Linked DNA regions of Homo sapiens: regions 1 and 3 are each linked to region 2. A link is a loop called in an ENCODE intact Hi-C map of the cell type or tissue named here. Cell type or tissue: mammary epithelial cell. All regions are shown on one strand. Links, peaks and the distances in the headings refer to the core of each region. The heading gives the core; the rest is flanking DNA. Region 1 has its middle 24 kb from the start of LINC01080. Region 2 has its middle 65 kb from the start of LINC00382. Region 3 has its middle 30 kb from the start of LINC01080.

Region 1 (7,688 bases), core at 1,184-6,183, 50 kb after region 2:
ATTTACTTGGATTTTGATTGTGATTGCACAGAATCTATAGATCAAGTTGGGGAGAACTCATATCTTGACAATATTATGTCTTCTTATCCACAAACATGTACTATTTCTCCAATTATTTGGTTCTTTGATGTCTTTTATCAGAGTTTTATAGTTTTCCTCATATAGATCTTATACATAAATATTTCATTAGATTTAAACCTAAATATCTCACTTTTGAGGGAGTTAATATAAATGGTAATGTGCTTTTTATTTCAAATTTCACTTGTTCATTGCCAGTATATAAGAAAGTGATTAACTTTTATATATTAACCTTATATCCTGTGACCTTGTTAAAATCAGTTATAAGTTCCAAGAGTCTCTTTGTCTATTCTTTCAGATTTTCTTTATAGATGAGCAGGTCCTCTTCAAACTAAGACAGTTTTATTTTTTCCTTCTCAATTAGTATGCCTTTTATTTCATTTTCTCATCTTACTGCATTAACTAAATTTTGCAGTAGAATGTGAATAGGCAATTGTGAGAAGAGATATCCTTACCTTGTTCCTGATCTTAACAGGAAAGCTTCTAGTTTCTTATTATTAGTAGGATGTTAACTGTAACACTTTTCATAGATTTTACTCATTAAGTTGAGGAAGGTCCTCTGTATTTCTAGTTTGATGGGAGTTCTTATTATGAGGAGGTGTTTGATTTTTGTCAAATGCTTTTTCTGCCCTAGTGACAGGATCTTGTGATTTTTCTTCTTTAGCTTGTAAATGTGATAGATCACATTACCTGATTTTCAAATTTTGAAACAGACTTACATACTTGGGATAAATCTCACTTAGTGTATACTTCTTTTTACATACTGCTGGATTCAATTTGCTAATATTTGATGGAGAATTTTTGCATCTATTTTAATGAGAGATATTGGCCTATTGTTTTCTCTCCTTGTAAGGTCTTTGGTTTTGATATTAGGGTAATGCTAGCCTCATGGAATGAGTTAGGAAGTATTTTATCTGATTTTATATTCTGAAATAGATTGTAGAGAATAGGTTTAATTTCTTCCTTAAATGTTTGGTAGAATTTACCAGTGAACACATCTGGGCCTGATGCTTTCTATTTAGGAAGATTATTAGACTACTGTTATTTTATCAATTTCTTTAATAGATATAAGCCTATTCATATCATCTATTTCGTCTCGTGTGAGTTTTGGCAGGTTGTATATTTCATGGAATTTGTCAAATTTGTAGGCATAGAGTTTTAATAATATTTCTTTATTATTTTTATTGTCCATAGTATCTACAGTAATAGCTTTCCTTTGTATCTTATAATAGTAATTTGTATCCTTTTTTGTTCGTTAGCCTCACTAGAGACCTATTAATTTTATTGAAATATTTTAACAGCAGCTTTTGATTTTATTGACATTCTCCATTGATTTCTGCTCTAATTTTTATTATTTTTTCCTTCTCCTTACTTTAAATTTACTATCCTCCTCTCTTTCTATTATACTGAGGTAACAGCTTAGATGATTAATTTTAGATTTTTCTTCTTTTCTAATAGTGTATTTAATGCTGTGAATCTCCCTCTAAGCAATGTTTTCACTGCATTCCACAAATTCTGATCAGTTATATTTCATTTCCATTTAGTTCAAATAGTTTTTAATTTTCTTGAGATATCTTCTTTGACTTATATTTTATTTATAAGTGTGTTGCTTAATCTCCACATCTTTCAAGCTTTTCCAGCTATCTTTCTGTTACTAATTTATAATTTAATTCTATGGTCTTAGAGCAGACATTGTAAGATTCCTGTTCTTTTAGATTTGTTAAGTTGTTTATTATGGCCCAGAATGTGGTCTATCTTGATGAAAGTTCCATATAAGCCTCAGAAAAACATGCTTTCTGCTGTTGTTGGATACAGTAGCCTATAGATGTCAATTATATACAGTTAATTAATAGTGCCATTGAGTTTAAGTGGTATTTAAAGTGACTATTGATATAGATGGAGTAATATTACTTTATATTTTCCTGTTTTCTGTGTGTTGCCCTTTTTTCTTCTCAATTTTGTCTCCCACTGTTTTCTGCCTTTTTTAGTTTTGGTTGACCATTGTATGTTTTCATTTTCTCTCTTTGCTTAGCATATCAATTTTACTTTTTAAAAAACTTATTTTTTCTTTTTCGCCCTTTTCAGTGGGTGTTAAAAGAGTTTGCAATATACGTTTACAATTAATCCGAGTCCACTTTCAAGTAACATGGTACCACTTCATGGGTAATATGAGTAGCTTGTAATAAAATGTTCTTAATTTTTTCTTCTTCCTGTCCCTCTATCATTGTTGTCATTCCTTTTACTTATATAAGCATATATTTGCATATAAATATACACAGCATCCTTAATCAAATACATTGTTGATACGGTTATCTTGAACAAACTGTTATCTGTTAAATTGATTAAAATTTTTAAAAATAAAGTTTTTATTTGTTCTTCACTCATTCCTTCTTCTCTGCACTTCCTTTTTAAAAAATGTATATCCAAGCTTCTGTCCGGTATCATTTTTCTTCTCTCTGAAGCACTTTTTTTCTTTAACATTTCTTACAAAGCAGGTGTACCAGCAAGGAATTTCTTCAGCTTTTGTTGGTCTAAGAAAGTTTATTTCACATTCACTTTTGAAGGATAATTTCATAATGTACAGAATTCTAAGTTGGTGGGGACTTTTTTTTTCTCACAACACTTTAAATATTTCAGTCCACTTTGTTCTTGTTTGCTTGGTTTCTGAGCAGTCAGGTATTACTTCAACTATTTCTTCTGTTCCGTATTTTCTTTCTTCTCCCACTGTTCTTTTTTTTTTTCATTTTCTTATATTTCTTGGATATTGTGGGGTTTTTTTCCAGTTTTTTTTTCCTTTGCTTTTCAATTTTGGAAGTTTCTAATGCCATATCCTCAAACTCAGAGATTCTTTCCTCAGCTATGCTCAGTCTACTAATGAGCCATCTAAATCACTCTTCATTTCTGTTATGTTTTTGATCTCTAGAATTTAATAACATTTTCTCTTAGAATTTCTACCTGTCTTGTATTGTCTGTTCTTAGATGCTGTTTACTTTTTCCCTAAATCCCTTAAAATATTAATTATAGTTGTTTAGCAATTGTGGTTGAACAATTCCAACATTCCTGCTGTATCTGACTCTGATTCTGATGTTTGTTCAGTCTCTTCAAATTATGTTTTCGACATTTAGTAAATGTAATTTTTGGTTGAAAAATGGATGTGATGTACTGGGTAAAAGAAACTGCTGTTATTAGCACTTTGGTAAGTAGCGGCAAGGTTTGTGGGGGAGGGGAAGAAGTCTATATTATTATGACTATGTCTCAGTTTTTTGGAGAGCCTCTGCTCCAGACCGTGAGTTTCACTAGCACTCCTTGATTTTCTCCCCCTTAGGTGTGATAGGATGGTAGAACCAGCTGGAGTTGAATATTCCCCTTCTGCTGGTGAAATTTGGCTCTGATAAAACCCCAAAGGGTTAGATTCTGGTAAAACGGCTTCTCTTGATGGCAGACCTTGTTAAGAACAACAGAAAGCACTGTTATATTTCAAAATAGTTACTTCTCTCCTCTTCCTTCTGGAAGCATTGTGGAATTTTTCTCCCCAAAATTATGAGAACTGGTACTATGAGAACCTGGTAGAGGCTCCCAGATGTAAAACTCTCAAAAGTGTGGGGGCCCTCCATGACTGGGTTCCCTTAGAATTTTTAACTCTCAAACTTGTTCCCACATAGCCTCTAGCAATTCATGAATTATAGTTTAGGTTTTCCTATCCTGGTACTGGTTCCCGTGAAGGCTTCTGTTCATGGGTTTCTCCTGTGGTGAGTTGTCATTCTTTGTATTTGTCTGTTTCTCCAATTTGAGGAACAGAAGTTTGCCCTGTGACCTCACTCCTCTCTGATGGATCTAAGAAGGACTGTTGATTTTTCAGTTTGTTCAGGTTTGACTTCTTAGAATGGGGTGGCAACCTCTAAGCTCCTTACATGCCAGAACAAAGGCAGAAGTCACCCTGCCTCCTTTTAAAATATTCACATTTATCTGCAGTATCTGTGGAGTCCCATCAATTTTGGCTATTGATGACTTACAATAGACAAGGTTTGGATTTTCCCATTTTGCAAAGAAAAAAAAGATCATCGGGGATATTTTTGTTATGTTCTGGTACATCTGGTTCTCACTCTGTCCTACAAACTAAAATAGTGAAATCCTGATTGTCAGCCTCTGAGACAGCAGAGGTTTCATTGTGAAGCATGACTCTGCCTTGCCTGTCCCTCCCAATAAACAATTGCTCACTGTGGGCTTGGGGTCCACACCCAAGGTAAATGACTCAGTTGCAATTTCAAAAATACCATAAACAAGCACAGAATATTTGTACAAGGCAATAGAACAATTAAGCTTAGTTTAACCAAGTTGTCTCATTTAATTACTATGGCATTGAATGGCATTGAGCAGAATGCTAAGAGCAGTAAGAATAAGTATTGCCATAACCACTGGAGATACTATTCAGAGTTGAATTTTTGCCCTTAGCACTTATTTTTATTTCCTTCCTCTACAGATTTGGTCCCAGCGCTGGTTAGCCTGTGCAATTATTTATTCCACAGACATTGCTTAGTTTCAATTTATCCCCTTTGAGCTGTAGGAGCTCTAATAAACACTTCTTTTGTTTTGGATTTCAGTTTTCACCACTGAATTTCTGAATCATAGAATCTCTGGAGTTTCATCCTTCTAGTTCCAAAAATATTTAATTAACTATGGATTACAGAGCAAGAGAGTCATTTAGAGTGATGTTAGTCAGAGGAAGCAACTTCAGAGGAGGCTCATACCTGGAAGGCCCATCTTTCACCTTCCCTCTCCCACCTTAGCAAGTTTCTACAATGCCTTCTAGACTTGGTTCCAAGGTCACCTACTCTTTGAGAATGTTCTTAACTGCCCCTGTAAATGATTTCTCCTCTCTGGCCCACAAGTCTCTGCATATGACATAGTGTAGCTTACCTGTACACACATCTGCTTTCTCCCATATACTGTGAGCTACACAATAACAAGAGCCATCTCACCCATCTTTGAGCAAACAGAGGTACCCTTCCTATAATAAAAATACCATTTATTTATTTCAGAAGCTTTCAATAGTTGATACATCTTATATTTTATGAATGTTCCATATGTATTATATATATGTTCCAAACAAGACTGTAAGTGTCCTCAGTGAACATACAATGTGTGTGCCTTCTTTTGGTGTTTTCCTCAGCTCTGGGTACACGTGCTTAGAAAGTAGATGCTATAATTCCCTGTATTGGAATAAGATAGATGGCAATATTTCTGATGAGCCTTCCTTAAGAATTCCCCTGTTTATCACCACTTGAAAGCACTTATTAATTTACTTATACTTAGTTCATATAAAGAAGTTTAAATGGTTTAATCTATGATTTTAGACAGCTAAATATAGGCACACAATTGTTAGCTCCTGGAGGGCAAGGAAGTTGCTAGTTTATCTTGCCTTACAGAGTACATTAAACAGTACAAAGTATTATCACTATTTAAAAAAATACTCTTTTACGACAGGGCTGAGTCATGGGGCCACGGAGCTGATGTGAACAAGCAATGTTCAGACTCAGAGAGTAAAATGCAGAGATACTTTTAGTGTCATTGCATATTCTCCATTCCAGACTCTCTACTGCAAGCTCTTTCTTTGTGATTTGGCCAACCCAACAGAGAAGAACGTTGAGAGGATTTCTTTCTGCACATTCATTGGCAGTAAGTCCAATGTTAATCCATCCTCAGGCTAATGGCCAGTTGGGACCAGAGGTAAACTACTAGTGGCTAACTATTCAAACAGGAAAAATGGTTTGAGACATTGTAAATTCTCACGTAAATTCATTTATGCCAAAACAGGCTAAGTTTCTTTTTCCTAGAAAACCAGGACAAGGATTTTAATCAAATCATTCAGGTAATTGCCTTAATATGTTTTGCCTTTGTGGGAAGCTTTTGACTTTTTACTTCTCGCCTATTTGCTGATGATATGGTAGTAATCTCTTGGAAGACCTAGGCACCTGGCCGGCAGTCATTCTCTCCACCCTCTGGCTTGACACCATCCTGGGTGACTCCAACTGACAACTTTGCCTCAAGGTTCCTTGCCTGCTTCAGCTTCCAGAATTTTCCGCCACCCCAGGCACCCACTCCATGGTCACACCCTAGATCTTATCACATGCAGATTGCACCATCTCTCAAATAAAGTAGTCACAGTCATTCTTAACCATGCATTCCTCACCATCTCTCTCACTTTATTGTTCCCAACACCAGCTCTTTGACTTTAGTGCTTTATTTTATAGAGTCCCTTGTCCCTCTCCCCATTAGGTCCCTCCTGTCTTTACTTAGCTCCTTAGTCATGCCATTACTTCATCCTTTTGTTTACCAGTTTGCTAAAACCTCTATTCTGTGGTCATTCCGCCATTCCTCATTGGAGAAAACCCTACAAACCTTAATACATTCTACTGCTACATTCTCTGCTTTTGCATGCAGCTCACTGACATTTCAAGAGAAAAATCATACAGTGGTCAGAATTGGTCCACTACATATTTATGTCTTTCATTTTGATGGGGCACTTGTGGCTCTCTAATGCACTACTATATTTTTCCTGGTCAACAAGCAATGATTCCATGTAGTATTTCAACAATACCTATGCCTCTCAAAAGTCCATCACCCCACCCCAGAAGCCCCCTCAGCTATTAGCCCGTGATCTTCTATTTAATAGAGAAAACAAATAATGCAACAGTAATTTTCTCAATTTACTTTTATACAACTCAATAGTTTCCTTCTCTTCCCTGTCAAAATGAAAAATATTTTCTTCCTTTTCCCTCTTCTTACAGGCTGAAATCTGATTATTCCCTCTCACTCTTTATTTTTAACGTCTTTCTTTACTGGCACATTTAAATATGCAGATGCATTTTCAGTGGGGGTGGGCAACTCCCTCCCCCTCCACTATTTCTCCCTCTAGTTTTCTGTAGCTGTTTAGAACACATCTTCTCAAAAGAATTGTCTTACTATCTCTGTCCCCGCTCCCAGCCATGACTCAACTTAGCCTTTCATTCTAATTGCTATACTCCAGCAGATCTTTAAGAGACCACAAATGATTTCTGTGAGCATTTGTAAGTCTTTGTCTTACCTAATCTCTCACTAATAGAAACACAACTGATTGCTCCCTTAAAATACTTTCTTTCCATATTTTTTATGTCACCACACTGCCAGGTTTCCTCCAGGTCTTTCTATGTTAATTTATGGTTACTTTGCTGTTTTCTCTTCCTCTGCCAATACCTTTTAAGTTGGTGTGACTCCACATGTGTTTTAGATGCTTTTCCTATGTCATTCCACACTCGTGTAGGAGGCAGAGGAAGAGCTCCTTTTCTAAAGATGTGCTCATTCTAACTGCCAGAACCTGTGAATATGTTACATTACATGGAAACAGGGACTGTGAACATGTGATTCCATTAAGGACCTTGAGATGGGAAGATTATCCTGGATTATCCAGGAGAGCCCAATGTAATCACAAGAGTCCTAATAAGAGAAAGATAAAGGCCAGATAGTCAGTGAAGGAGATGTGATGATGGAAGCAGAGGTCACAGTGATGAAAGCAGCCTCTAGAAGCTGCAAAAGGCAAAGACAGAGATCTTCCCCCCAAGCTTCTGGAAGGA
Region 2 (7,688 bases), core at 1,234-6,233:
AGCTGTGCTTTTCTAGTATTTTCTCCTACCTGGTAAACCTAAGGGCCACATCCCTCCAAAGATGTGTCCTGTGTGAGTGGACAGTCAGGCATGGCTGCAGGTAGATTGTACCAGCTGATGGTAGCCATGGCCTCACCCTTACTGCCTGCTTTTCCAACTTAAGAGTGTTTATCATGGAAGCTTCTGTGTCCTGAATTAGGCTTATACCTTAGACTTAGATGTTGGACTGGCTGTTTCTAGCCTCAGGACATTTTCCATCCAATAGTAATACCTGGCTTCTTGCCAGGTGGCCCAGGTATCCTCAAAGGCACATGAGAGATCTCTGTTACTCCCCTTTCTACCACCTTCAGGGTCTAGCTCCATAAGGCACATTGGAACTCCGTGGTAGCCCCAATGCCCTGTTACCCACTCATCTGACGTCCCATTGAAAATGTGTTCTAGATAAAACAGCAATCTCCTGGGAATCTTATCCTGTTACATATTTTTTTTCTGAAAATAATTATCTCCAATTTTATGATATAACACATAGTCATTTAAGCATTATCAAAAGCCTAGGAATTTAAGGCCAGCCAGGGCAACATAGTGACATCTCCATTTCTAAACACCACCCCCCCAACACACAAACTTCCACCTTCTGGTTCTTCCATGAACATTTCCCACTGCCATTTTTTATTTTATTTTATTTGTAGTCAAGAGAGAGAAGGAGACTGAAAAAATAGCATTCATTTTATTGGAAAAGAAACAGCAAATACCCCAAACTGGTTATTAGTTTCTTATAAGTCTATGTCATTCTTTCAATGAATAACAGTTTTATGTTTTTCTCAGCTTAAGGTATAAATTTCTCTGTAGTCTTTTTTTTTTTTTCCTCAAACTCTTTCTTTCCTTTCCTTTTTTTTTTTTTTTTTTTGAGACCAAGTTTCGCTCTTGTTGTCCAGGCTGGAGTGCAGTGGCACAATCTTGGCTCACTGCAACCTCTGCCTCCCATGTTCAAGTGATTCTCCTGCCTCAGCCTCCCGACTAGCTGGGATTACAGATGCGCACCACCATGCCTGGCTAATTTTTGTATTTTTAGTAGAGATGGGGTTTCACCATGTTGGCCAGGCTGGTCTTGAACTCCTGACCTCAGCCTCCCACCCGCTTCAGCCTCCCAAAGTGCTGGGATTACAGGCCTGGCCCTCAAACTCTTAATATTGATGCTTGTATTATGGTTGTTTCTCAAATTTGCTTTAAGAATTGGTCATTTCTGGATAAAGAAAATGTGGCACATATACATATCAAATACTATGTAGCCATAAAAAAGAATGTGTTTATGTCCTTGCAGGACATGGATGAAGCTGGAAGCCATCATTCTCAGCAAACTAACGTAGGAACAGAAAACCAAATACCGCCTGTTCTCACCCATAAGTGGGAGTAGAACAATGAAAACACATGGGAGGGGAACATCACACACCGGGGCCTCTTAGTGGGTGGAGGGCAAGGGGAGGGAGAGCATTAGGACAAATACCTAATCCATGCAGGGCTTAAAACCTAGATGACGGTTTGATAGGTGGAGCAAACCACCATGGCACATGTATACCTATGTAACCCGCACGTTCTGCACACGTATCCCAGAACTTAAAGTAAAATAAAATTAAAAGAAAAAAAGAATTGGTCATTTATTCCTGGATCCCCTTCTCAAGACTCAGAGCATTAGCATAATAAAGGTTTTGAAGGGGAGGAGGTCAGGAGAAAAGATAAAATATTTAAATTACAAGTAATACAGCTATTAGTTTTGAAGTCATAGACTGTAGAAAATAAGATGATATATACATATAATTGATATTGCTCACTGAACCAATTTACTAAAATTAACAACAGTGAAAATTACCAGCCTTTGAAAGATATGCTGCATCAAGACTTTCTATACTCATTAGTTGAAATGATCTCCCTGTAGTCTCTGGAGTTGTAACACACCAATTGATAAACAGGCACTCTTAATACTTGAAGCATGAGCATCCCTGATGATTACAGACAACCACTGTCTCCAGTTTTGCCTGTGGGATATTCCAGTAAAGGTCAAGTCCATAAAATGGAAACATGGTTGGTATGAAAATAAGCTTCTGAAAATAATTTCTGTCATACTGAAAAAAATAACAAACCATCAATTCCAAGCTTTAGAACTTTCTAATTTTTTTGGCAACTGCAACTTTAGCTCTTCTTTATGTAACACTTTCTGCCCTTAACATTCTATTAGTTTTGTGCCTTCAAGTAAACACAATTCACCCACCCTGTCCTATAATTACCTAATGCTGAATAATCAGGTTTGTATACACTTTGGGATTTCATGATTTTTTCTAACACACCTAGAACACAAAATGGACAGATCCATTATGATTATCAGCATTTTCTTTTTTAGTTATCTAATAGTTTCGATCATTTTCTAACATCCTCAGAAAGTCATTTTTACTGTCTTTCCCTGTGTCATGAAGACACTTAAAACCAAGGATACATTGGACTTCACCTTTTTTGTTGTCATTACTGGGCATGACAGGCTTCTGCTGAGTTCTCTTAAGTTGAGCTACTCTTTGATTTGTGAGCAAAGGTTTAAAAGGCTAAAAAGGGGGAAATTGGTTCAATATTTCAAGCACAATGAAACATTTCTTTTGTCACTTTATTTCCCTGCTGTATTAATTTGTGGTTACTCACCTTCTCCTCGGATCCCCAAGGGAACCCCAAATCTGACTCTCTATGATCTGACATATGAACCCAAACATTTCTCCCAATAAATTACATCTCCTGTGTAATAAAACAAAATTGGCTGCTTTGGGGTATAGCAGAATATTTCAGGCACCATTTGGCCACAGTTTGGTTCGTTGCTCATATACATTCTGATGATGGGGATCTCTGTGGCCTAGGTTGGTCTGGGAAGAGGAATGTTGAGTTCACTCACTGGACCAAACAATGCAGGAATGTTTTTTCCCTGTCCATTCACTTAAACAATGTGCCATTCTGTACCTTATAAGCACTTAATTTATTCCAACTCTTTGGCCTGACCTGTAATCCCCTTCTCCTTACCCATCTGACCCATCTGTGTTTCATTTCCCACTCATCAGCATCCAAAGAGCTAGGCCCAGGGCCTGTTTGGAACCATTAGACAGAGATTGGCACTCTTCCCTCTTCCTGCGCCACATCCTCCACTGGAAAAAAAATGACCATCAGATCAGAGAACAGAGCCTGCTTTGTCCCCTGCAACAGGGATCTGGAAGCATTTTCAATCATTTGCACTCTATACCCACTCAAACGCATTAATGTGATCAACATTAGGCCTGTTGTGGGCATTTTTTCCAGCAAATAGCTTGCTAACATTCCAGGCATGTACTTCCCTGAAAACAAGACTGAGACAGGGCCCTGAATATTCAATTGGAAAATCACCAAGAGCAAAAGCTTAGCTTGGCACGGCTGGTGTTGATTCTTAATAAGTGACTTCCTAAAGCTGAGGCATGGGGCTTACAGCGTCAATGACTTGTTTGAAAAATATTTTGTAGGTGCCTCATACCACTCTGTTTCCTGTGGTATGCGTCATATTGTGAGCTATTCCAAGCTGGCCTGGTTAAGCACGCTAAGTTTTTCCCCCCAAGATTGTGGTGTTTAACTAAAAATGTCTTTATACAAGATGAGCTCATAGCTATTAGTGCTGATGTAGTTTTAACTGCTTGGATACCAACTGCAGTCGCTTGAAAATGTACTGCAGAAGGGTAAACGCAAGCAAAAACATATCTCACCCCGTCTAAAATGGCGGGATGCAGTCCCAGCGGCAGCGTTTCTTCAGGGGAGAAAGCTCCAGATTTAAGTACAATGCATACCTTTCACTTTCATTAAAAAGACTTACTGTTCTTAGTACATTACTAAAGTCAAGGTGCTGAAGACATCTGGTACACTGGAATAAAATTAACCCTTTTTATGGCTTCGGGTGTTTTGTAAAACTTGCCAAGGAGCAAAGCTAAGGTAATTGGAGAAAACAAGTGTATCTTTTCAATCAAATTTCCAAAAGGGAAACAAAAAGAGATCCAACGACCTAAAATTCTATCTCTGAGATTAAAGTACATACAAGTAGGATTTGCATAAGGTTCAAATAATAAGATATCGAATATAAAATGTCTTGACAGTTATTTAGAAATCAAAAGATGGGTAAGGGAATTAATACTGTTGTGTCCTCTGTATACCTCACATAGCTTTCGGCCTTTCTACCTTCTACATTGTTCTTCACAGCACTTATGGTGTAGAGATTATTATTTTCCTTTTGCAAACAAGGCCAGAGAATCCCAGAGGGATTCAGTAAGCTCCCCAAGGCCACACAGTTGATTAAGTATAGAAGCAGGATTCGAAATTAGGTCAGTGTGAATAGCAAGCTTGTGTTCTATCCCCTACCTTGCTACTTACAGATAAAAATATTCTCATCTCTATTATGGCTGTAATTGTCTACTTGTTCAAAGGCTGTGTGTTGGCCATGGTGTACTGGGCTAGAACAGGAGATGAATATAAATCTGTGTCATATTCCTTCCTGTCTCCCTCTAGTGAATAGGTTACAGACAGTATCTAGTTTGGGGCCCATACCCAGTAGGTGCCCAGTGGCTATTAAGTGATTAGACATTGTACATGCCATCTCTGAATGATTTGTGTTTCTACAATAGGGCCTTTTATAACAGAGAAGAGAGGGATTGATACTCTGGACACTGCTGGGGCTGTGTTTGCCTCTCGGGGCAAATAATTTTTCTTGGTGCCAGGAGCAGCTCTGACGTGGCTGCTCTGCCCTTATGTGGCCTGGGCCTTTGAGATCCAGAGCAAGAGCCTGGCCTGGTCTGGGATAAGGCAAGAATGCATCAAGGTGGAGCCAGAGAAGCCAGAAGAGGCGACTGTGAATGTCTGTCTATCTCCACGAACGTGTCACTGAGGAGACAGGAGAATGTCTATAGGAAGTGAGCAAGACAATTTCTGAGACAATGAGTTATTGGACAAATGCACTGAATAGCATTATAAAGGGAAGTAGGGACCTCAATTCCCCTCCATATTTAGGAAGGCACATAATGAGGCCCTACCCATGAAGTGGAAAAAGGGGCTTTTGTGTTGGCTATTCTCTGTGAGTAAGTAAGTGTTTTGGCTGTCTGGCTTAGGGGATACAGAATTATGCATCAGGACTATATATTGTGAGTTGATCCCTTATGCGCTGATACGTAGTGCATTATCTAAAGGAAATAACTTGCTTCTTGATTGAGGTTTGCAAACTGGGCATGTTTTCTTTTCACAGTATTAAAGAAATATAAAATTTTTACAAAAATTCCGTGACTTTCACACCTTACAATTTAGTGAGTTAGCAAAAACATCAGTTCAAAATGTTGAACTAAATGACAACTAGGAGATTGGTTTCTGTTCTCAAGTTATAAGTAGTTCCTATTTTCTACCTGAAGCATTAGAAAAAAGCTTACTTCAAGTGAGTAAAAAATACTCATATTGTGAAGCAATTTGGACTTCAGAAGTTTTATCACCACTGGATTGAGACATTGGGGATAAGCCATACAAATATGTTGCTAAACTAATAAAATCTTGAAGATTTAGAAATATATAGATTTCTTTAATTCTTATGTTTTAAAGTTTATGTTTGGAACTATTTAATAAAAAAGCAACATTAGGAAAAAATTTTTTTCTAATGAAAGCAGATAAAGTGGGAGCTGGTCAGAAATCTGTTCAATTCAGGCCTTTTGCAACCTCATCAAAAGTCAAATTATTTTACAATGAATAGTTTTGAATTATTATATTTCTTGCAAGGTGATTTTCTCTCTCTTGTTAGGAAGAGTGACTTCCATTCTTAACAAAGTAACGGGAAAAGAAGAGGTAAGAAAACGTCAACAGGCTAAAATTGTATGATCTATAATGGTGTTTCAGCGTAAATTTGGAAACATTGGCTAGGAGCAGCTGAAGTCCAAAACTCATGATGATCACGTTGATTTGAGTTTTCCCTAAGCCTGTTCCATAACAGGCTTTCATGTTTACCGTAGACATAAATTCACTGTGGTTCTTAAGTAAGGGCTATGTTTGAAAGAAGTGACTAGAATGCCAGGATTTTCTCTCAAGATTACCCCTTCAAGGAAAGCTCCGTGCAACTTTCCTTCCCAGGGCTGCGCACACAAAATTTCAGGAAACAGCAGGTCTTAATTAGGCCTCCAGTTTATAGTTTCACCTGAAAAAATACATTTAAAAAAATCATATATATTCGGCTGTCTAGATTTTTCACGTCAATAAATTCTTGCTAATTAATCACATTAACGGTGCTCCTTAAAAGTTGAAACAGAATCAGAAAACAAACCAAATTCCCCATAAATATCCAACATAAAGACCTATTCACTGATGCATTTTCAGTTTCTAAGAATTTTACAAGTGTTTTTTTCTCCCTAACAGGACACACACATACACACACACACACACACACACAAAATATCACTATCTGTAGCTCTCATTCTCTGAAGAGGAAAACAATTCTGGTGGCAAATTTTAATACTTCAGAATGATGTCACTGTGTGAGTACTTTCCTGCTTAGTGCCCATGCGCATAACTGTTTTAAGGGATTAGAGCCTAGAAACCCTGAGCAGCAACATGTCATGTCATCTCAGATCCTCCCAACTCCCCACAAAAGGGAAAAACTAACAATGTGGGAGTGAAGAAAAGAAGGTAAACTGGGAAGGCAGGAGCTAAAGGGACGAATGGACTTCCTCCTGTTTGTGTACCATTGCATTCTTCAAAAGAGCCATCATTCTTGATATAAATTCACTGCACTAATATTCTATTAGAAGCTTTGGTCTGCTGTGGCACCTGCTGTATAAAAGCAGGATTACTTAAATCCTCTTCAGAAACATAAATAAATAGATTTAAAATCTCACTTCCCTCTGTGGTATGTTTCCTGAGAATAGTGCTACTGCTGTTCATTAAGAAAATAACGTTTCAAACTCGTAACCTTAGCTTCCCAAATTTCTTGGGTGTGTGTTTATCAAAATGTACTTGAGTGTGTTTGCTGCAATTTGAAATCTTATTTGTTACTACTCTGTGAGTAGCAGCTAGCCATTTCTTCAACAGGATTTCTGAATGGGATGGATCTTTTAGGAGAGAAAAGATCAGTTACTAATTTTGATAAGTAATTAACTTTAAGTCAGTGAAATGAGAGAATTCCATTTTCAGATGAATAGACTTTAATTTCTATTACAACTTTCATGTATTATTATCTATGTCTATTTTTAGGGGAAAACGTCTATAAGAATTTTTGCTATAATCCATTCCCACAACCACAAGTAGTTGATCACAGCGGAATTATGGCATTTTATAAGATCTCTATTCAGAGATTTTTAGGAGTACAGATTTGAGCTGGCTTCATGCTGTATGGACAAAGAGAAAATTAACCATATATTAATTATAAATACTTCCCTTTGGATTTTTTTATGAAGCTTGGTTTTTCTTTGGTGGGAAGTTTTTTATTTATTATTTCTTCCTCCTCCCCTCCTAGCATTTTGGTCTCATATTCTAGGCTCTATATTGCCAGCAATTTAAGGAAGAATGGTAAAAAGTAGTATATTATGTTGAAAGAGTACTTGACCTTGTCCCAGCTAAGCCTCTAGTTGATTGTTTAATTGGGGCAAAACCTCTCACCTCTGTTTCTTCACCTA
Region 3 (7,688 bases), core at 971-5,970, 100 kb after region 2:
CAACTTAAATGTCATCCCCATACTGAACCTTTTCTTGAGACTAGACTGTCTTCTTCTGTTCTTATACTCTTATACATAATTCTCTTCTGTGATACTTATCACATTTAATTGTATAATTAAATGTGCAATTAATTATTTAGTCTCTGTTTCCTAAATTACCACATGAGCCCTTAAGGGCAAGAACACATCTGTTTACTACCATATCCCTGGCACCAGACACTAAACATTGGTTGAAACAATCTCTTTTTTCTTCAGGCATATTCTCTGATGACATGTATGCTTCTTTTGTGAAACATTCAATAAATAAGAGTCAACTTGACTTTACACATGACCTTTCCTGCCACTATAGTCAAATGGGCAAAAATAGGCATTAATTTTCTTGCTTCACAAATGAGAAACTGAGGCCCAAAGAGTTTAACTAACCTGCTCATTTTTGTTCCATCTATGTTGACATTTGAAGTCAGAGAGCCTGACTCCTACTCACTGGCTTTTCCTTAGACTAGTCACTCACAGAACATCATTACTCAGCCTGCTCACAACACAACACTCATGCTTAAACAGAGTGCAGCTTTCTTCCGGCCGCTGCACCAGAATTTTATGCAGCTTACCCTGCCCTGAGTCATTCATGGAAAGCATCTGGGAACACATTATGTAAAATACACCATCTCACCTAAAAATGTTCTTCCATCACTAGGGCACAAAGGGTCAGTGGGGTGTTCTGGGAGAGTTATCTGAAAGGAAAGCATACATTTGGGGAGAACATTGCTCCCCGATTATGACCCCATGACTTGCCTGTAGAAAAGCTGGCGGGTGCTCAAGTGTAAAGACCTGGGAAAGCTTGACACTGAGTAAAAGACTTTCCGTTCCTTCTGTAAGGAGATACATTAATGCAGTCGTGGAAATGAATATCCATTCTGTGGTTTTGAACCTCTGAAAGTAGCACTTGGGCAACTAAAAAGTGTCACACCATGCCCTAGAGCTATAGAGAAAACTTGCAGAGTAATTGGTATTATTTGCCCAAGAGATAAGTGGCTTCTGAGAAGTTCCTATATGGTTGTGGACATGCCTCCGCCTCTTGTTTTTCCTTCTAACACTATTCTGACTATAGCTTAGGAGTGAGATTCTTCAACACGGTCACTATTGATGGCCTATAGTCTGCATGCTTTTGTTTTCAAATAAGCAAGCAGTTTATCCCTGCCTCAGGAAGTATAAAGACTGAGAAATGTCAACGGGCCAAGTTAAAGAAATATAAAGTCCAGTTTAGGGGCTATTAAAGGGCTTGGAAAATCTGTATTAAAATTTTGACATCAAAGTTATATGCTTCTCTCAATCAATAAACAATTGTTGAGTATCTGCTCTGTGTTTATTTGTGATGGGAGCAGTCAGGAAATTCAAAAGAGCACTCAGGGAGGTAGAAAGGCAGAGTAGATAGAACAAAGGCCTTAGAGTCAGAAGAATGGATGTGGTTTCAGATTTTCCACTTATTGGGTCAACTTCCTTTGGGCCTGTATCTTATTTGTATAGCTCTAATAGCCTTACCAACTTCACAAGGCTGTTGTCAGAACTGGGGAAGAAAAGTATATCAAAACAAACCCCCCACCACCAAAACTCATTTAGCATTTTGCTAGCTCTTTCAACAAATATTTTTGAAGGCCTATACTAGACTTAAAAAAACTTACCAGACAAAATCCAAATGCTCATGATAGACTCCTGTTTATTCTTCAAGGTTCAAATCAACTACAGCCTCTTCTGTTATGTCATTCCCTAAAATAAATCCCTTCCTTAATTAATCTTGAATGTCCTTACTTCATTGTGTTACTTTATATATTTGGTTAAATGTCCACGTTCAACCCTAAACTATGAGTTCCTCAAAGACAGAGACTGTGCCTTATTCACCTTTGTGCTGACATGATGCCCAGAGTAGCACCTGGTCCAGAAAGTATGCTTTCTTTGGAATCTTAGACTGGATGTATGAAAAGATGAATGGGTATGGGACAGCCTGGGCTCTGAGAGGGAAATCAGCATGAATGCAGGAAGAAGACCTTGACTGAAACAGAGGGTGGGTTTTGATTTGCAAGAGGAAGTGAAAGGAAGACAGTAAGTCCCATGACGAGAACCTGGTGAACTATGTTGAGGAATTTGGACTTAAATTTATAAGGTGTCAGAGTCTGTTAGGAATCCTTTAGCAAAAATATGATATGATCAAACTACTATCCAGACAAAAAAGAAAAGCTCTTATAATTGGAGAATTCTGCCCATAATCAATGTCTTGCTACACACTGAATAGAAAAATTTCCTGGAGCCAAAGATGGTCTTGCAATCCCGGGAAGTGCCCTTCTGCTCATGTCCAACAGGAAGTCATCAGGATAGATACACAACAGTGTATCTATCAGACACAAGGTGGTTAATGAAAATCTATTATAAACACAAAGTGTTGTTGAACAATGCTTGTATTAGAAGGGTTCAAAATGGGCTTATTTAAAAATGTAAAGCTGAATTTTTTCAATAACTTTTTTTGTGTGTTTTTACTTGCAGCAAGAAAATTCTCTTGGGCAAAAAACAATACATGCAATTTTAGTATGATTCACCTTTAATGTCATTTATTCTTCACAGATAAATATACAGAGAAGAAAAACATGACCTAAAAATGTTAATCCAAATGATAAAGGGTATTTTTTGTTACCAAAATTCTATTTAGTATTTACTATTGCAATACTAAAACACTCTCCGAAACTCAAAGATCAATGAAATCTGAAATTAACCAGCATTTCAAGGAGTAATTTAAATAACAAAATAATCTAACCTATCAAATATTTTGTCATAGACCCAACCTTTACAAAGTTGAGTAGAAATTTTCACTTTCCTTGCTTTGAAGAATCTGAGTCCTTCAAAATTGTATCAGATGTTTTTAGTTTTACTGTGTAAGCTTTCCTGGAAAGCTTCAAGTCAAGCATTTTTAAGGGAGTCTTTTAAAATGTAAGAGGGATACTAGAAATAAAATCACCAATAAATTCTTTATGGTATGAGCAAGTCTCTATGTTACGTGTGTTATGGGATCAACATTTCTTGTGTCAGATTTTCATAAAGTAGGATGTCAATGTTCACCTGACTGGGCTTTTTTCCTTAATATTATAAATAAGGTTGCAAGATGCTGTTCTCAAGTACCATATGTCTTCATTTCTATTGTTAAGAACCATTTCTAAAGATCTAACACAAGAGCAGATGAGCCACACTGGCTAGATTTGGGGGTAATTGGATTTTCTTTTCTCTTCACAAAAATTATGCATGCCTGGAAAGAACAGCAAGAATAAACTGCAACCGATGCCTACTAATTACCATCAGCTAGTGCCTGGCTTTTGAAATCTGATTTAAGAAAAAAAAATGAAAAAAAAAAAAACACAGGCTTGGCTGATAGAAAACTGTATAATGTTTAAGCAGTGATGAGGGAAGCCCAATCTTAAGCAGGCTAGACTTTGGACCGAACCCAACTGATGTTTCTCATCCTTGTTTATTTTGTTACTTGACATGATTCAACTCATTAAGGATTTCAAAGGTCCAAGGGAAAGTACTTCTACTTTGCCAAGGCATCCTTCGTTGGAATTCCATTATCTCCCATGATCCGAGACAAGGATTTCCTCCTACTCAGTTCTGAGTAATTATGTGTAAGCAAACCCTTGGTGTTCTTGCAGATGACTGTACTGAGTTGATGGTTCAACATGAATCATTCATGTGGCAGGCATCTTCAATGGAGAGGGTAAGGAGGGCTAACATTGATTTGCAGTGTTTATATGAAGTATGACTTTCTCATTCATTTCATTTGATTCATCAGAGTTGATGTTTGTCCCTATAAACCATTCCCTCTCCTAAAACGATTACAGGGAAAGAAGAGAGAACAAGCACATTCGATCAGTCCCTCCTCCTCTACCAAGTTTAATTTAGACTATGTCTTAAGAAATATTGTTTCCTCCTTGCAGAAATTGAGAATGAGTCGCTCCATCACCACCCTGGCCTGCCCCCCTTAACCCAGCATTTTTCCTCTCTTCACTTCTTTCCCAATCAGTGAAACAAAGTAAATATAAATTAGGCAACGATTTTTTTTTATATGCTGCATTTTATACTTCATATTTTTAAAGCTTCCCTCTTTTGGGGGTGGGGGTGGGAGAGGCAATAAATTCCTCTGAGACTATGATAAAGATGCATCCTCCCAGAATAATTCAACTAAGCACATATTTACAACTGGCATACACCTTTAGGGAGGTTAAAGTCTAAGGTGGATCTCCCCTCACACCTCCTCCCTCCCTCCCATGCCCAAGGACATTAGGTTAAACTTCTGATCTGAAAGTCTCAGATTTGAGGGCAATAGGAACTGAAGCTATTCTTTTCCTTACTTTTTTGATAACATACGTGACAAGGCATGCTACAAGTTTTAAGAGACAACAGCTCAAAAGAGAGCCTGGTACTCCCATCAGGACTCTGAGCCATAATGATTCTTGCATGTCTTTAAAAGTTTTGTTAAGAGCTTCAAAGAAAAAACAACAACACATTTGAGAGACTACCTTGGCAAGTCACTCGGTCTTTCTCATTCTTTTTTAACAGCTTTATTGGGGATATAACTCATATACCATACCATTTACCTAAAGTGTACAATAGCACAATTCATTGCTATTCACAGAGTTAGGCAACCATCACCACAATCAATTTTAGAAAATTTTCATCACCCCAAAAAGAAACCCAGTCCCAGTAGTAATCCATTCCTTATCCCTACCCTCCTCCAGCTCTAGGCAACCACTAATCTACTTCTTGTCTGTATGGATTTGCCTCCTCCAAATGACAGCACACCTGGAATCTGCCCATTGTGTTAACTCTTCTGTAAGACTGTTACCCCAAATGCAGTTACCATAAAACTACTCGCTTGAGTAAAACAACTGGGTGTGAGTGAAGCATTTTATTAGGCATGCAGAAGTTTCAAAGGTGAGCTTTCTACCTAGTTATGAGAATTATTCTAAAAAGAAGCAGTAACTACCACAAAAGCCATACACAATGATATGACATTTCAAAGTACCCCACCCAGTCTTGCTCTTTATAGCTGGTTGACTTCAATCCCAACTCTAAAAGCCAATGCTCGCTAGGAATTATCCCAAGCATCATTTCTCATTTATGGTCAACATTCCATTCACTGGAATCCCAAATAATTTCTGACTTCCCCCTGATCTCTGGAGCTTTTTTCTATGTTTATAGTCTCACAATAATTGTTTCAGATCTTGTGGCAGAGATGGATAGTTGCCTCTCCAAATATATGTTCTCCTTATGTACCTTAGTAAGAGAATCCCAATGTTTAACTAAGCACATTAGTGCATATAGCTTCCCTTGCAACTACATGTAGCTCTATGACTAAGTTCTGCCCAATTATATGAGAGCAGAAATGTTGTATACAGCTTCAGAGACGTGGTCCTAAGGGGTAGAGGCATGCCTTTTCTTCATCTTCTTCCTCCTTCCTTCTGGCTTAATTCAGACACAGTGCCAAACAGCCATCTTCGATCATCTATTGAAAGTCACACATTGATGCAGCGAAACAGCCATCTTCAGCCATCTAATGGAAGTCACACGTTGAGTTTGGCTGAGCAAAAACATAGATCAAGTGTAGGTTTCTAGAATTACCTTAGGTGTCTAGACTATCTGCCACTAGACTTTTTACAAGAAAGAGAAGTCAACTTTTGAGGTACTGTTATTTGGTGGCTGTTAGTCACAGAGGAACCTAATTCTAGCTGGGACTCCTTTACCATTTCTCAGACCCTGACCCTTTTGTGCCTTCCACTACTGGCACATTCTCCACCTCCCTTGTAGAATTTTCTCTATAGAGTAACTTCGTACTATCCAGCTACCGGCATGCTAAAACCCTGGAAAGGCCTCTGAGGCATGTATCCTCAACATTTTTATCTCATATTCTTAAAAAAAGAAATCCTTGGACACTAAGAAAGGAAAATTAGATTCACTAATGAGAGCCAATAATGTCTTCAGGGAAAAAAAAAAATACTTTCAAGATAGTGGATGAAAACTAAATAATAAAGCTGGAGGCAGAGATCTTTCCAAACATAGGGAGCAAAGTGCTTGGAGACTACAAGCCCTCAAATGTGTTTGGGAAAAAACAGTCATCTAATTTCTCTATGTAATTTCCCTATTCGGTAAATAGAAATTTGGCTGGAAACATTGATTGAGCCCCTATTCTTGAGAGCCTTTATGGGGCTTGTACCTCTCTGCCTGGGTTATTATCAAACTACCTGAAGACTTTCCAGTCATCTCAATCTTCTCCTCCAAATAGCAACTGTGACCTTCCTAAAATGCCAATCTGACCATGTCTCCCCCTACTGAACTTCCCTCAGTGACTTCCCCTTGTTCTTCAGGTAAAGTCACAATTATCAAATGGCCTCCAAGGTCTGTAGCACCTGGCCTCTGCCCACGTTTCAGCTGAGCTCCCCCTCACCACCTCTTGGCCATGTCATTTTCTTTTTGTTCCTTCATTGTGTCAAATTTCTTCTCACCTGGGTGTCTTTCCTTATGCCGCTCCTCTTACTTACTCTTCTCTCACTGTTATAATTTCCTGAGTTTCAATCAACCATCATTCAAGTCTAGGCTTAAAACATGACTTCCTAGTCCTACTAGACCAGATGGGGCCAGGTTCAGCCCGGTATATGCTCTCAGAAAAACCTTATACTTATCCGTTATCTCTTGTATCACAATCGTAAGTTATTTTTGTAATTATTTCTTAAATGTCTATTTTCCCTACTGAGCCATGACACCAGTAATTATGTCTGTCTTTCTCTTGATTGTATTTCTAGAACCTAAAATAGTTCCTGGACCAGATTAAATTCTGATAAATATCTGTGAATAAATGAAGGGCAGAAATATGATCAGAACTGTTCTCTCTCTAGATCTATCTATCTATCCTGCCATAATCCTTGGTGATATGGTTTGGCTCTGTTTCCCCACCCAAATCTCATCTTGAATTGTAATCCCCATGTGTTAGGGTAGGGGCCTGATGGGAGGTGATTGAATCATGGGGGCAGATTTCCTTCTTGATCATGATAGTGAGTGAGTTCTCACAAGATGTAGGTGTTTGAAAGTATGTGGCACTTCCCCCTTCACTCTCTCTCCCCTGGTCCACCATGGTAAGACATGCCTACTTCTCCTTTGCCTTCTGCCATGATTGTAAGTTTCCTGAGGCCTCCCAATCATGCCTCCCATTAAGCCTACAGAACTGTGAGTCAATTAAACCTCTCTTCTTCAAAAATTACCTAGTCTTAGGTAGTTTTTTATAGCAGTGTAAAAACAGACTAATTCACATGGGGACTAGAGACAGCTCATTCCCTAAATTAAAAAAGAAGTACCTAAATAAGCTACACTAAAATTATCTGAGACTGTATATTTATGCTTCTATTTCCATCATGGGATAGCAAGTTTCTCAACGGCAAGAACATGTGTATTTAACTGTCTGGTACATAGTCATCATTTACCGCAATATACAAAGCAACTTACGTCTCTAGAAAGTATGTTGGCCCTTTATCCTCATCTATTTGACCTCTCAGCATTCTGCCCCTGGTCCTCTCCACCAGTGACAGCACTAAGGCCCATGGACTTGAAGACCACCTAAAAGCTGATGATTTACCAGACTGGAACTCTGGTTTCAATGC

What was found. Peaks named below come from ENCODE experiments on the same cell type or tissue, not always from the same donor. Only the 100,000 strongest peaks of a DNase experiment are listed, where the experiment ranks them.
Region 1: it touches region 2 in a loop (5-fold over the local background); 4 of 110 quality-filtered maps call a loop at or near these places.
Region 3: it touches region 2 in a loop (4-fold over the local background); 8 of 110 quality-filtered maps call a loop at or near these places.

The regions. Positions count from the first base shown.
Region 1 is chr13:79,983,174-79,990,861 of GRCh38, forward strand. No RefSeq gene overlaps it. Among named protein-coding and RNA genes, the nearest start is that of LINC01080, 24 kb to the right of the region's middle. In mammary epithelial cell, for the core only: no CTCF peak of the experiment used is centred there; DNase peaks (open chromatin) are centred at 4,268, 4,748 and 5,628; H3K27ac peaks cover 3,552 bases.
Region 2 is chr13:79,933,309-79,940,996 of GRCh38, forward strand. No RefSeq gene overlaps it. Among named protein-coding and RNA genes, the nearest start is that of LINC00382, 65 kb to the left of the region's middle. RefSeq lists an enhancer at 2,986-4,185. In mammary epithelial cell, for the core only: no CTCF peak of the experiment used is centred there; a DNase peak (open chromatin) is centred at 3,533; H3K27ac peaks cover 3,357 bases.
Region 3 is chr13:80,037,127-80,044,814 of GRCh38, forward strand. No RefSeq gene overlaps it. Among named protein-coding and RNA genes, the nearest start is that of LINC01080, 30 kb to the left of the region's middle. In mammary epithelial cell, for the core only: no CTCF peak of the experiment used is centred there; a DNase peak (open chromatin) is centred at 3,635; H3K27ac peaks cover 2,000 bases.